2 separate regions of the Homo sapiens genome follow, and region 2 is linked to region 1. A link is a loop called in an ENCODE intact Hi-C map of the cell type or tissue named here. Cell type or tissue: tibial artery. All regions are shown on one strand.

Region 1 (2,500 bases):
GCAAGCATCACTGTCTAGTTCTCACAAATGTCCAGCAAACCATGAGGCCTCCAAGCCATGGGCAGTGATGGCCAGGCCCAAAGCCATGTGCAGTTCAGTGGGCACTGCATACCCAGACAGGTAAAGGTCGGGGAGCCCAGGCTGTGGGGCAGGCACAGAAGTGCCAGGGAAGGCAGGAGATAAAGCTGCCAGGAGACCTGGGTTTCAACAGTAGAGCCCTATGGGCTCAGGTGACTACTTGCAAAGCCTTCTGCAGGGTGACGCTTTATGGCAGCCAGGTCCCTGCCAGATACCCAGGGACCCTGAGATCCCACATCAGCAAGCAGAAGGAGGTGACAGAATTAGGCTGAGTTTTCCTTTGGTCTCATTACCACCATGTCACCCTCAACTCCTCCCTTTCCTAATAATAATGATATTATCATAGCTAAGATCTACTGGCCAATCACTAGGTGCCAGATTCTTCACTTTGCAATGATAATCTTTATTTTATAGATGGTAAAAATCAAAGCTCAGAAAGGTTAGAAAGCCAAGTTTACAGAGGAAGCAATGATAAGACTAACCCAGGTAGGCTGGCTACAGGGTCTGCGATCTCCTTCTTTTTATCTGGAAATAATTTTAAATTTACAAAAAAAGTTGCATGTATAGGACAAAGAACTCTCCTACACTCTTACCCAGATTCACCAACTGCTAATTTGACATCTTTGTTTAATCATTCTCTCTATATGCAGTCAGCCCTCTATATCTGCAGGTTCTGCATATGTGACTTCAACCAACTGTGGATCAAAAATATTCAAAAAAAACTTAAAAATACAAAAAAAGTATCAATTTAAAAACAATATAGTATAACAACTATTTACATAGCATTTACATTGTATTAGGTATTATAAAGAATTTAGAGATGACTTAAAGTATACAGGAGGATTGTGTAGGTTATATGCAAATAATGACACCATTTTATAACAGGCACTTGAGCATCCTTGGATTCTGGTATCTGTGGGGGATCCCGGAACAAGTCTCCCTGAGGAGGGCAACTGTATACAAATTCTCTCTCTTTTCTGAATCATTTGTAAATAAGTTGAAGAAATCAGGCCCCTTTAGCACTCAATACTTTAGCATGTATTTTCTAAGAATGAAAACATTCTCTCACACCACAAAAATTAACGAAATGAATATTGATACTATAATGACAATGATATTATTATTAACATATGGTTTCTATTTTCTGGTCCAGAATCCAGTCCAGGATGAAGCATGGTATCCAGTTATCACCGCTCTCTAGTCCCTTCCGATCTGGGGTAGCTTCTCAGTCTATCTTCAACTTATGATCTTGACAATTTTTAAGAGTCAGGGCCAGCTATTTTCTAGTATATTCCTCAATGTCTGATGTTTTCTCATGATTAGGTTCAGGTTATGCATTTTCGTGAGGAATTAGAGTCTGTACAATTAGTCATTAATACAACCCCACCCTATGTGAGTCTTTCTGGGACACTCACCTTGGGGCAGCCAGGATGAGGAAGGACTGAGAACCCCTATACTGTGTAGGATGCTAGAAGGAGTAGGGCCACTTTACTGGAGAAAAGAAGCCCCTGCACCCATGGTGTCTTCAAATACCTGAGTTGCTGCACAAGAGTGAGGCTGCTCCTGAGGAGTGGATGCAACCCCTTCTACCTGACTGGACACACATGCATGATGGTGACACGTGCAACCCAAGCCCTAGGCACAAGTGTGGACTATGGGCACATATGATTCCCATTCTGTCCTGCCCAGCACAGCTGTGCCAGCTGCTCAGGGACCTAGAGTAAGAACTGCAAAAAGAAGTCATGGGGAGGTGGAGCTCAGCATGGTCAGTTGGAGGAAGACTTTCCTAAAGACTAGAGCTGTTTGAGCATGGAGGAATCAGCTACTTTGTAGGGCAGTGAGCCCCTGCCTGGAAGTGGTCTAGCAAAAAACAAAAACAACCCATGTGGACTACTCCACAGCGGGGATAGGGCTGGCCATGGTGTCTTCCAAAGCAGGACTCAGTGGATCCGTGGACCTGTTGTAGCAGTATCACCTGGGATCTGAGAAATGCAGAATCCTGGGCCCCACTTCAGACCTGCAGAACCAGAATCTCTCTGAGATGAGGACCCAGGAACTTGTGTCTTAATAAAGCTTCCAGGTGATTCTTGCGTGTGCACAATACTGAGGGGAACTGCTCTGAGGTTCTTCTAACATTTCACAATTTTGCGATACTCAGCAAGGCATTTCTATCTAGCCCAGGTTAAACAACTAATTCAATTGAGAATAACCCTCCCCATAAGTATCAGTAAAGGCTAAATAAATTCTGTTCCTACCTTTTGCTAAGATGATGCATAAGCCTAAGCTCTGGGACAATCTGAGAAGTCCGCCAGACTCTAAGCTCCCTTTTGAGACAAGTTGCCCCAACCCATTCCTTCCCACACAAAGTGCACCATTTGTGGTGTGGGAGTGGCAAGAAACGAGTCCAGGTCTCTTGGCCACA
Region 2 (2,500 bases), 120 kb before region 1:
GATGGAGGAAACTGCCCTGAAGGAGGTTTATGAGTGTGTAAAAGGCTTGAAGAAGTAATCGGAGGTCAAACCTTGAAGGAGTCTGAAAGCTATGCTGCTGAGGAATTTGCACTTAATCCTGAGAGTTATGTGGAACAGGTCAGTGGCAGGCCCATGTTTACGTTTTGGCAGTAATGTGCAGGATGGATTGGAAAGAGCAAAAGTAGAGCCTGAGATGCTAGTTGAGTTTCTGAGAGTACTGTAAGTGATGACAAAAGTTTGAGCCAAAGAACTGGCCGTGAGGAGGAGAAAGATTCCAGAATCATTTAGAAAGGCCATTTGGATATGGGAGCCAAGGAAGAGGAATTGCGTCGTTCAGCAGTTCTCAGCCCTGGCTATGCTTAAAAAATATAAAGACACTCAAGCCTTGGAAATTTTGATTCAGTAAGTCTGGAATGGAGCTAGACATGGAATCTTATTAGAGAGTGGGCCTGTTGGGCCGCTGCCTGGGGTACCAGTTTATAAGAAACCCTAAAACGTCCTTAGAGCAAGTTGGAAATCTGCTAACTGGTGAAAGATAGACTCACTCCTAATGAACCTGGAGCACCCTGTCATGAAAATAATAAAATATTCCTCTCTAGCACCAACCTGTCCCAGTGGAGTGAGTTGAGTATTTCCTACTTGCAAGGTCTGCAGTGTAACCAGAGGCTCTGCCAACAACCTGGGAGCAGCCAACCACCAGTCAACAAAAATTTGGAAAGTAACAAAACATGAAGTGTTGTTTCCTAGAAGGGAGGGATTTACTGGTTATCTAAATTTAAAACCCTTTAATATAGCTTCCAAGAAGTTGCGGCCAGGCGCGGTGGCTCACGCCTGTAATCCCAGCACTTTGGGAGGCCGAGGCAGGTGGATCATGAGGTCAGGAGATCGAGACCATCCTGGCTAACAAGGTGAAACCCCGTCTCTACTAAAAATACAAAAAATTAGCCGGGCGCGGTGGCGGGCGCCTGTAGTCCCAGCTACTCGGGAGGCTGAGGCAGGAGAATGGCGTGAACCCGGGAAGCGGAGCTTGCAGTGAGCCGAGATTGCGCCACTGCAGTCCGCAGTCCGGCCTGGGCGACAGAGCGAGACTCCGTCTCAAAAAAAAAAAAAAAAAAAAAAAAGAATTACAAGGTGGAACTGAAGAGGAATGGAGTGTGCAATCTTAAATAGAGTGGTCAGAGAAGGCTTCACTAAAGAGGTGACACTTGGGCAAAGACCTGAAGGAGATGAGGGAGCAAACCATGGGGATATCTGGGGCATTCTAGGGAGAGGGATAACAAGTGCAAAGGTCCTGAGGTGGGATCTTGCCTGTAATATGCAAGGGACAATAAGAAGGTGAGTGTGTCCTGGAGCACAGTGAGAGAGAGTGTGCAGAGATAATGTTAGAGAACCAATGAGGGCCAAAGTGTGAAAGGACTTGTAGGCCCCTGTAAGATGTGGCATGTTACACTGCAGGAGATTTGAAGCCTCTGGTAGGTTTTGAGCAGAGAAATGACAAAAATCTGATTTATGACTCTTTTCAAGTAATTCTTCTTAAAAGTAATTTTATTCATGTTATTAGGATGGACCAGGATATGCTATAACAACAAACAATTCTTTACAGCTTAGCCATGTTCTTGTGTGACATTTTATTTGGCTGGGCTAGATCCTGCAGCAGCTTTTCCCAAGTGTGTTCCATGAGTCATTGGAGCTGCTTCTTTTGAAAAACAGTTCTGCTTCCAGTAATCCTGGAAATACTGGGCACTCTCTTCCTGTCTAAGTTAGTGATTTGAGACCATCATTAAAAATACATAAAATTGGAATAGAATAGAAAATGTCAGAGTGCATCACATGAAGTAATGTTTTATAAAACAATCTTTTAGTTACATTTATACATATATGTTTAATATATATCTTGTGTGGGGTCACAGTCAGAAAATGAGACTCAAAAGATCACAGCGTCTCCCTAAACATCTAAATAAAACCCTGAATGGTTTGTACTGTCCTCCACCCTCTTCCCTCATTTCCCAACCAGGGCTCAAACTCTCTGTCCTTTCAGTAGTCCATATGCACAGACAAGCTGCAGTTTGCAGTGCTACATCCTGCCTCCTGTTCCTGCCATATCAAGTCTTCCTCTTTGTTTCATGTTCTGGCAAATAGACTTGGATTTGCTAAACTGTTTACTGGCGATCTGGTCTCAGGAAAGTTACTTCACCTCCCTAATCCTGACTTTCCTAATTTGCAAAAGTTTTCCTTTTAGGATCGTTTGTGGTTATTAAATGAAATAATGTACAGAAAGCATCTGGAATGTTAAGGACCGAATACTTTCCCTTCATCTGTTCCTCCTGCCCATACACACATACACAATTTAAGGGGACTCTCTGGATCTTTGCTTCCCTTTAGAAGCACTGCCATCAGTGATAACCTCAGATCATTCTGGGGCAGGAGACTGCTGGGAAGATGCCTGTCTTCATCTAGCTAATGATGCTTCCTGTTAGTT

The links. Hi-C counts contacts between places; a loop is a spot of excess contacts. Peaks named below come from ENCODE experiments on the same cell type or tissue, not always from the same donor. Only the 100,000 strongest peaks of a DNase experiment are listed, where the experiment ranks them.
Region 2: it touches region 1 in a loop (4-fold over the local background); 16 of 110 quality-filtered maps call a loop at or near these places.

The regions. Positions count from the first base shown.
Region 1 is chr3:43,099,451-43,101,950 of GRCh38, forward strand. The region is part of intron 1 of POMGNT2 (protein O-linked mannose N-acetylglucosaminyltransferase 2 (beta 1,4-)); the gene reads right to left. Among named protein-coding and RNA genes, the nearest start is that of POMGNT2, 5.4 kb to the right of the region's middle. In tibial artery, no CTCF peak of the experiment used is centred here; a DNase peak (open chromatin) is centred at 1,561.
Region 2 is chr3:42,975,969-42,978,468 of GRCh38, forward strand. No RefSeq gene overlaps it. Among named protein-coding and RNA genes, the nearest start is that of GASK1A, 2.1 kb to the right of the region's middle. In tibial artery, no CTCF peak of the experiment used is centred here; no DNase peak of the experiment used is centred here.